Linked DNA regions of Homo sapiens: all the other regions are linked to region 2. A link is an interaction called in ENCODE POLR2A ChIA-PET data of the cell type or tissue named here. Cell type or tissue: HepG2. All regions are shown on one strand. Region 1 has its middle 54 kb from the start of FST. Region 2 has its middle 3.6 kb from the start of FST. Region 3 overlaps NDUFS4 (NADH:ubiquinone oxidoreductase subunit S4). Region 4 overlaps ITGA2 (integrin subunit alpha 2).

What was found. Peaks named below come from ENCODE experiments on the same cell type or tissue, not always from the same donor. Only the 100,000 strongest peaks of a DNase experiment are listed, where the experiment ranks them.
Region 1: POLR2A ChIA-PET joins it to region 2 with 11 read pairs; 4 of 35 experiments call an interaction of 5 or more read pairs at or near these places.
Region 3: POLR2A ChIA-PET joins it to region 2 with 5 read pairs; 4 of 35 experiments call an interaction of 5 or more read pairs at or near these places.
Region 4: POLR2A ChIA-PET joins it to region 2 with 5 read pairs; 1 of 35 experiments calls an interaction of 5 or more read pairs at or near these places.

What each region holds. Positions count from the first base shown.
Region 1 is chr5:53,424,940-53,427,439 of GRCh38, forward strand. No RefSeq gene overlaps it. Among named protein-coding and RNA genes, the nearest start is that of FST, 54 kb to the right of the region's middle. RefSeq lists an enhancer at 1,080-1,374. In HepG2, a CTCF peak has its summit at 1,258 (motif pointing right); a DNase peak (open chromatin) is centred at 1,272.
Region 2 is chr5:53,475,763-53,478,262 of GRCh38, forward strand. No RefSeq gene overlaps it. Among named protein-coding and RNA genes, the nearest start is that of FST, 3.6 kb to the right of the region's middle. In HepG2, no CTCF peak of the experiment used is centred here; DNase peaks (open chromatin) are centred at 468 and 1,459.
Region 3 is chr5:53,575,498-53,577,997 of GRCh38, forward strand. The region is part of intron 1 of NDUFS4 (NADH:ubiquinone oxidoreductase subunit S4); the gene reads left to right. Among named protein-coding and RNA genes, the nearest start is that of NDUFS4, 16 kb to the left of the region's middle. In HepG2, no CTCF peak of the experiment used is centred here; a DNase peak (open chromatin) is centred at 1,414.
Region 4 is chr5:53,003,507-53,006,006 of GRCh38, forward strand. The region is part of intron 1 of ITGA2 (integrin subunit alpha 2); the gene reads left to right. Among named protein-coding and RNA genes, the nearest start is that of ITGA2-AS1, 14 kb to the left of the region's middle. In HepG2, no CTCF peak of the experiment used is centred here; a DNase peak (open chromatin) is centred at 1,545.

The DNA.
Region 1 (2,500 bases), 51 kb before region 2:
ACAATGCATAAGACAGCTCCCTGTAACAGAATTATCCAGCCTCAAATGACAATAGAGCCAAGTTTGAGGTCATGTGTTAGGAGAGGGGGCTGAAGTAGACATTAGTACAAGAATTTCAGTATATCGCTAGGTTTCAAGATAACAGCTAGATCCTTCGGTCTTGGAGCATTCATTCAGCAGCTATCATGTGCCAGGCATTACTCTAGGTACTGCTGCCAAATTTATAATCTGATTGTCCTCCTGCCTAGATATTAGAAACATAGAATGCTGCAGCCCTGAAAGATTCTGACACAGTGAAAGATAAGCGTCTTCAGCCAGATATGTTCCTAAGCCTACCACATTACAGACAAATAAAACGCTGAACCCGTTGGAAGGCATGGTGTAGTTCACTCATTCCTGGGATCAACAGCAGCCATTTGGACCTGGTGGAGAACTTTCAAAGATGAATGCGGTGTCAGTGCCCTGAAGCCATCCAAGAACAACTAGACAGGCATCTGTAAAGAATGCTTTGCAAAGTGAAAAACGGCCACGTGGTTTCTTTTGTTGCTGTTGTCATTGTTCTGCCAAGTGAAAAGCAAATGATGCTTTAAATATTTCAAGAAAGAAAAATTTCCCTTTGATACTACATCTTACTTACTTTCACCAAAATGTCATCCTGTTAGGCTGGGTGCTATCAGGGACATATCAAAAGCCTCTTTTATCAGTGTTATTTCTACTTTGAACATATTCCTTTAATTTAAGTCAGTATGGCTGGTTTGTATTAAAATATTGGAAAGGTTCTTAGGTTTCAGACTGATAGTAAATCCATAAAAAAACAAATGGCTTTTCCATTTCCGGGAAATCTAATTAAATGTTGTGAAAACAAATGTGCTCTGGTGTGGCATATAATGGAATAATATCGAAGAATAAATCTTGGGTTTCTGTTGTTTGGTAAGCTCTTTGAACTCTGGAGAATGTGAGAAAAATACCTTCCCAAGCTAGGGATCTGGGAACAGGGAGATAAGGAATGACAAATACTCTCTCAAAACTACTCCAGATTCTCCACACCATAGAAACCTAAATCAAATTAACGGAAGACCTCTAACATAGCTCTCCTGCCGGGTGGCAAATTTTGTATCCAAGAGGTTTTCTCCTTATAGTCCCTACCAGAATCCTCAAGTGAAAAAAAAAAAAGAAAGAAAAAAGAAAATGTGTCTCAGCCCCTCCCCCACTACCACCACCTCACACTCAATCCAACTTGGTAATGGTGGATCCCACCACAAGATGGCGGTCATAGTTTATCTTTGTTTTCAGTGCTTATCTCGACAAAATATTTGTGAGGCTCAGTGGTGGTGCTTCAGGGGTCTCTTTGAAAGTACATGGGGTGTTGTAGTACTCCATAATCTACATGGGTTCCTTTCTTCCCAGCCCACATGTGATCTAAACAAAAACAAAGTGTTCGCTGTGTAAACACAGCTTCCAGGGAAATCCTCTTCCAACCAGAGGGCTGCTTATAAACCCATTCTATAACAGAAATTTGATGCCAATAGGTAGGATTTCTATTTTTTACCGAAAATAATTCCTTGTGACTTTTGTCTCACCATTTACAAGCTTTTGCATGTACTATCATATTTCATGGTTTATCATATTTCTGACACCCTCCCCCTGCCCTGGGGCCCCTTACTTAGCACCGTTTCAGAGCCAGAAAGGAGGCCTGTTGAGCTTCTCTGTACTGACCTGAGCAATAAATCCTGCCCACCCCGTATCTCCTTTCTGGCCTGTATCAAGGGGATTGTGCTTTAAAAGAAATAAGCCTACCTACTCTTCTGCCAGCCTAAATCCAAGGGGAGATCACTCTCAGTAAGTTTCATCCACCCATCTTGCTTTCCAATTGAAGAAGAGAATTAATTATCAGTGGCTTTTGTACAAGTTGACTTTTATAATTTACCATCAAGATGTACATCTGCCCTTTTCCTGGACATAAGTCAAGCACTTACTATCCTACTAATTCCCCCAAGTCTCTATAGTTCATCTTAAACTGCAGCACTGATGTGTTAAATTACTTCCCTGACATAACTGGCAGATAGCGATCTCAAATCTCTGGCAGATAGAAATCTCATTGTGAGCCTCTTCAGCTGGAGCGGCCTCCTCACCTAAGTAACATCACAGTTGCATCCTGTCTAGTCCTTTCTCATAATGCCACTTGGTGCAGCTGTGTCTGTGTGGCTCTATCTGTGTAGGTCTGAGTATGGCTCCTTGCATGTGTGTAGTGAAAGGTCATGGAAGCTGTCAAACAACTCTGATCCAATTGAGTGACAGCATCACTGCAAGTAAAGACATAGTGGGAAAAAAAAAAAAACATTCAATATTGAAATAATTACCTGAAAGACTGTTCTTAGTTCTTTGGCCTTCAGAACTGCTATAAGTAGTAATTTCTGACTTAAATATGTTAAGAGGCATATTTAAGCATAAAACACTAAGCTAAAACATAGTAAGCAACTTTCAATATATTGCGGGTTTG
Region 2 (2,500 bases):
AATTATTTACTAAGATTTATTTTAACTACTTAATTATGTTGAACTTGAATATATTAATATGGCTAGTTTAAGTGACTATGTGACAACTAGCTTAGCTGACTTCTGGAAACCCAAAAATATTTCTAAAATTAAAGGGGAAAGCAAGGCAATAAAAATGTTACACAGAAACAAGTAGTATCAAAAAGGAAGAGCTATCCATGATTGATCAGCTCTGTATAACACCAAAGCAACACTGAAAAGAGAAAAGTTCAAGTAATCCGTTGTTTTCTCAGTTATATATATATATATATATATATATTACATAAAACATATTTTTCTAATGATTTTTTAAAACCTTAATTGACCGGTAGTTTGGATATCTTGGGTAAACATTGCTTCTACGTACTCACATTTCTTAACTTTTTAGTTCTGTAATGATTCAACCAATACAGAACTACTGCCCCCATCCCCCTACTCAAATCCTTATGCTAGCCTATGAAGTTGCATAATGCCAAAGACTATGACACATTAAGTAACTGTTTTGTACCTAGAATAAAATCTGATTTTAAAATCATTTTAGCCTATTTTTCAAATGCTTAACTTTTGTTGTTTAATCAAGATTGATTATTTGCACTTGAAAATGTATTCATTTTGCAAAACACCTAACTTCAAAAAAAGCTTGACATTTAATCTTAAGGCAAAAAAAAAAAAAAAGCTACTCAGTTCATGACTTTCAAATAGTCTCTACATAACCTCACCCCACTCCCTCCATATTCTCTTTTTAGGTACTGAAATTTAACCAGGTCAGTTCTGGTCTCAAATAACAATGTCATATGAGTTTAAATAGCTATCTAGGGAGTTAGATTGAATCATTTGCTAAACTCTAATATTTTAAATTTATAAACTTCAGAAGGAAGACAGCTTTTGAAGCTGACAAAAGACCAATCAGAAAACAGTAGTCTTTTTGTGTGCTGCCCAGAAATTCAGCTACAAAGTGGTCCTATTGTGTTTCTCATAATTTACATTTTTATTTGGCAGAGCAGAAAGGAAAAATAAGAAGTCAAACTTGGAGGCATACAACAAAAATGAAAGGCGACATTTTTATTTTAAAATGTCCCCTTGACATTTAGATATCTACAAACCCAATATTTAACATTTACAGGCGATATAACAGTAAAAGAAATAGCAGCTGTTTTTCTGTGATGTCACTGAACAGGTGTGGTACCATTTCATACCACAGAAATGGGATGGATCTCTTGCTGATGCCCACAGAAAGCCTATAAGGAACCAGTATTGACCTGTGTCTCATTTCCTCAGTTATGATCTGAAAATAACCCTAGATGGCAAGAGTCATGGTGACTGATCTGTGCTGATTTGGAGCAGACATTCTCCCAAACAGATCAATACTATCCAAGGTGCAGCTGAAAAACAGGATGAGCTTGTATCACTAAACAAACACCAAGCTGCTTATTCAAAAGGGCAAAAGCAACACAGCACTTATGTTTTCCACAGTGTGTTTGCCAGTGACCTCAACCCTGACCTGCAGGGTCACCTTCTCTGGGACGAGAAGTAATCCTGTGTTGGGTCACCCTCTGGTACTGAGGGACTCCTATTTGTGGTGCCATTTTTTACAATGAGAGCTACTGTGTCTGCTTTGGCTTAGCCAAGACAATTACATGATGCCAAAACAACTAGTCAAGGCAGTCAATTTAGTCAAATGACTGGTCTGAGCATTTGGCATTACATAGACAAAAAATGAAATAGAAATGAAATTTTTACTTTTACCCAATCATACTGGAATTGTGAGGATACAACTTAAATTAATTTAGAAAGTTTTTGTGACATCAGTTGTTTCTATATACATAAACTAAAATAAGTATCTGGACAAACTAAATAGTTTTGCTCAAACATGGAAAATTTTTTGACTAGCCCCTCCAAATTGCTTCTATTCTAATCTTCATTTAGCTACACAGACCTTCCCCCAAAAAGGTAATCTTTGTGTATACTTGTATGACCCTTTTACATCAACATGTTATATGTACATATAGGAATGAACAAAATTAAAATCTAATAAGAACATACAAGTTATATCACTATTCTCCTTGCTATACGGTTATAAAATATGATGAGATTATGAACTTTAAAACAATCTTCCCAAAGATATTGAGAAAATAAATATGGATTAAAACGTGATTCTATATTTCTCCAGGCAAGATGACTTCATATACAACTAGGCATATAAGTAAAATTTAAATATTTTGTATAGTCCTAGGGTGGAAAGTCTAAGAAAAAGACCCCAGTTTCCAGAGGCTACTGGCCAATTCAGGACCAATAAATATATTTAAACTGGAGACAAATATAAAATCATGTAATTATGTATGATCATTGATAGCATTGCTGTAAGATCCAGTTACTTACCATCTGAGATCTTTTATGCATTTGGAATGTTTATTTTTCAACCTTGGATATACGGTTTGATACCTCTACCTTAAAAAGAAGCTGTGTCTCTTGCTGCCATTAA
Region 3 (2,500 bases), 100 kb after region 2:
ATGACTCAAAATATTCTTTATATGATCAGATTCTTTTTTTTTTTTTTTTTTTTTTTTTTTTGCAGACAGAGTCTTGCTCTGTCGCCTAGGCTGGAGTGCAGTGGCATGATCTCGGCTCACTGCAACCTCTGCCTCCCGGGTTAAATCGATTCATGTGCCTCAGCCTCCCGAGTAGCTGGAATTGCAGGTGTGCACCACCATGTCTGGCTAATTTTTGTATTTTTGTAGAGATGGGGGTTTCACCATGATGGCCAGGCTGGTTTCAAACTCCTGGCCTGAAGTGATCTGCCTGCCTCTGTCTCCCAAAGTGCTGGGATTACAGGTGTTAGCTACCACACCTGGCCTAAATGATCAGATTCTTAACCAGTTGATTCTCAACTGTGGTGGGAGAAAGGGAGGAATTCACATACCATAATCTTGGAAATGGCATAAAGAAAGGGTTTCACAATACATGTACTTGTGGTTGAAAATCATGACTTTTATTTAAAGATGTTGCCCATGTAAGTGATGCAGAGGCAGGAAAATACATTGAATCACTGGTTTAGACCATCAAACAATAAATCTTCTTTGAGAGGGTGTAGAGGTCAGAGATCTATTTAGAGTAAATGATGGAAGTTTTGGTGACTTTTCTCTAGAAATAGATACAGTCATATGTATAAAATCAGAGTGGGGGATTAATGGATCCCAGGCTTTGTAGCCCTTCCATAGATAGTATTAGGTCTTATACAGTGTTTTGTTTATACTCGTGTTCAAGTTCTTGTGTTAAACCTTTCTCACAAGTTACAGAAACCTAAAATCTCAGATGGCTGGCTTAGGCAAGAAGAGAGAATTGGTTTACATTACCAAGCAATGGAAAGGGTAAGGGTGCACCTAGCTAGTCTCAGGGACCTAAGCTAGAAAGCCACCAGGTTCTTTTTCTAGTTTGTCTCTGTCTGTCTCTGAATGACAGCTACTATTTCAGATTGTTTTTTTCCCATGTGGTAGATACTATAACTGATAGAAATTTCTTCAGGTTTATATCTCCATAGCTTTATTACCAGGGAGGGACTGAAAATCCCTTTCTCTGATACCAAGTTTAAAAATCCTGGAGAAATACTTGATTTGAGTCAGATTAAACACACTAAGGGTTTACAAAAAATACTCAATGTTTGTAATTCTTCTTATACTGCTGTATCGTATGAATATAGATCATAGGAACCTTGAGAGTGAGATGTAATAAAAGCTGGGACCTCCTAGTCAAAAATTTAGAACAGGAATATTTTGTGTAGTGTTATCTTCGGGAAACAAAGTTTGTGTATGTTTTATGGGTTAAACTATCTTTTTTCCTAATGAATTCTGAGACTTTGCTAATGTTTGTTCACCCATTCAACAAATATTTGTATTTCTTTTCTAGCTTCAAAGGCTGCATTTCTACAGACTTGAGTAGGATGTATGCTCTTGGAACATCTGTTTTGAGGATTAGCAGTGTTCAAGCAAAGGCCAAATACTCATTTCTCGGGGTTTGTGTAGGGCTTCACCTTAGTTTGTCTTCTCCTTGAGTAGAGTCTGAGACAAAGACATAAGCCTAGGTGGTTTATTTGAGAGCTTGCCTGGGAAGTAGGAGTGAGAAGCCTGGGGAGTGAGAGAGGGAACAAAAAAGTATGATGTTGCGATTGTTGCTGTGAGCAGTAGAGAAACCTCCTGAGCAGTGTGTAGAATGCTACCCAGTATTACCCATTTGAAAGGTGGAAGGCTTGACCATTTATCCATAAGTTCTCATTCCCTTTTGATTAAAGGTGTTAACTCTTTTGTGCTTTAAGCTATACTTGTGCTTCTGAAGATGTTGAGGCGTAATGGGCTCACTTGAGGTGGGATGCTAGAGGATAATGGGAGTATGAATTCCTGCAGCTGTGGCTGAAATGACACATGGGCCAAGGGAGTGTGACATGAGCTTCAAAGGTGTCTGTTACAGGACCTTATAACTAAAGAGTCTCTATAGTCTGCTATTTTTTTTTTTTTTGGTCCTAGTAAGGGGTCTAATATCTATTGTTTATTGTGCACTTAGGCATTGAGGTAATTACTTTAGATATATTGTTTCATCTCACTAAAGTAAACATCTAATTTTAGATGGTCTCTTGGTGATTATATTATAGTTTGATATTTTCCCAGGGTTGTAAAAGAATTCACCCGTATTGGAATTTGTTTTACTCACCTGTTCTGAAGGGTATGCCAAAGGATTTGGAAATTGAGGTCTTCCAACTCACTTAACTATAAATAATAATCTCATGGGAAGAGATAGTTTCTTCTATATAATGTTATGTTTAAGGAATTCATGATAGCAGAATATTCCTATGCTATGTGCCAGGGTAGTTGACCCGGGATTGTGTATAACATCCCAGCTAACAAAGATCAACCTACAGTTTTCTTTGAATTTGGTATCCTAGATGATCTAATTCTCCAGATGAGCATGTATTTTCTCTTCAGTGATACTGCCTAAAAGACTTAGGGTAGTTAAGAGAAT
Region 4 (2,500 bases), 470 kb before region 2:
GGTATCCTCAAGCCTCTCCACATGGTGCCCTCTGAGTAAGTTGACTTCTTGCATGGTGGGTAGGGCACCAAAGGCAACCATCCCAAAAGAAACTGGCAGAATGGATGGGCTTTTATAACCTTGGCTCAGAAATCACATAACTGCATCTATTCATCAAAGCAATCACAAAGTCTCACCTAGATTCAGGGGGAGGAGACTTAAGATTCCACCTATGGATGGGGAGTGTCAAAAGATTTCCAGACATATTTTTAAACAAAGTAGTAACTTAATAAACTTAATGGTCCTCGACCATTCATTGTTTTCTTTTTCTTTTTCTTTTTTAGAGACAGAGTCTCACGACGTTTGCCCAGGCTGGTCTTGAACTCCTCAGCTCAAGCGATCTGCCCTCCTCAGCCTCCCGAAGTGCTGGGATTACAAACTTTTGAGAGACCATGCGAGGCCCCATTTGTTGTTTAGACCAGTGTTTGGGCATGGATATTATTGACAATTGGGGCCAGATAATTTTTTTTGAAGTAGTAAGGTAGGCTGGGGGTGTCTGGTCTGTGCATTGTAGGATATTGATCATCAGCCCTGTCCTCCACCCACTAGATGTTAATAGCAATACACTACTCCAGCTGCCCTAGAGTGACAACCAAAAATATGCCCAGACATTACTAAATGTCCTCTGAGGGATAAAATTACATCCAGTTGAGCACCACTGCACTAAATGAACATATATTAAGCACATTTAATGTTCATGGCAACATAAAAGAGAACTCCAACTCTGGAGAGTAAGTTAAATCCCATCATTTTTCTGAGTAACTTTAGATAAGCCATAGGCAAACAATTCCCTACCTTGTTGGGTCATTGGGAAGATCGAAGGGGATTATAAGTGAAAAAGTATTTTTCATATTGTAAAAGCATATGGAATATTATTTAAAAAAAAATCAGTACACTTGGTATGCATCCATTTTTATCATCATTCATTTATTTAAGGGACCTTCTTAAGGGACTTTTATGGAGTGCCTATTGTATACCCACAGAGTGTCAGGCCTGGGGCACTGGAGGATTGAGGCAGCCAGCCCCCTTCCAGAAGCTCTTCTTTCCATTTCTAGCATCACCTGGACAGGAGAATAGTAGCACCTAGATCCTTAGTGACTGTAAAGTTTGACACTTAAAGCAAGGACTTTCTAAGAAAATTGCATCTTTCTTTTTTTAATAAAAGTAAGGGGAAATGTTATGCCACTGCATTCCAAAAGCAGTTGTAAGGGTCCTTTTGTGCTTTTGGTTTTTGCTCTAATGTTTTGTTTAAGGACTAGAGCCATAAACCAAACATTGCAGAACTTAAATCTTTACACAGTGTGTGGTCATTTCCAAAAGGCCTACAACTTCTAAGTTTAGTTGCTTTGTTTTTTTTTTTTTTTTTTTTTTTTTTTTTTTTTTTTTTTGGAGGGGGAGGAGAGGACTTTCTACTTGCATTACTGTCCTTTCAACATGAAGACAATGCTATTGGAAAATGAGATTTCCTGTGGTGATGTATGTGTTCAAAAGATCTAATGTGACCTATGATCATTTCCCGTTGCCATACACATTCTGAGTAATGATGAGATACACTTTAGAGTTTGAAGTCTATTTGCTTAGGTTCAGAGTCAGGGTCTGAGTAACCCCACTTCCTGTTTGTGTGACTTCCTGGAGGGTCCATGGAAGGATAATATTTTCTTGGCTTTTGTGGTGTGCTTCTCGTGTGTGTCAGCAAAATGCAGCAACGTGTCATCCTCCTAACCATTAGACAGCAATTTTCAGAAATGTGAATATAAATTTGCTCAGGATATACTTTTTATGTTAGAGATGAAAGTGGGGGCCAGGTGGGCAGATCACTGGAGGTGAGGAGTTTGAGACCAGCCTGGCCAATGTGGTGAAACCCCATCTGTACTAAAAATACAAAAATTAGCCAAGCATTGTAGCAGGTGCCTGTAATCCCAGCTAACAGGAGGCTGAGGTAGGAGAATTGCTGGAACCCGGGAGGTGGAGGTTGCAATGAGCCAAGATTGCACCACTGCACTCCAGCCTGGGCAACAGAGCGAGACTCTGTGTCAAAAAAAAAAAAAAAAGATGAAAGTGGGATAATAAATTGCTATGCCTTATTAAATTTCTCAAGAAGTGTGCCCCCCTCAGTAGTGTATAATGATACTAATCGTAAAAACAAAAAAAATCTACTAAGTACTTACCATTTGTTAGACACTGGGTTGAGAGTTTTATATGCATTGTCTGACCACAATGAGGTAAACATATACATGATATCTATTTTACAGATGGGAAAGGAATGGCTTATACAAAACAAGGAACTTGCTCAAGGTCACAGTACTATTCAAACCTCAGAGGCCAAGCTCTTAGGCACTGCGATATACTACTGGCTTTGCTCAGTAAATGGACCTTTCAGCTTAAAAAATGCTGTACATCACAAACTAACACAGAAACAGAAAACCAAACACAGCATGTTCTCACTCGTAAGTGGAAGCTG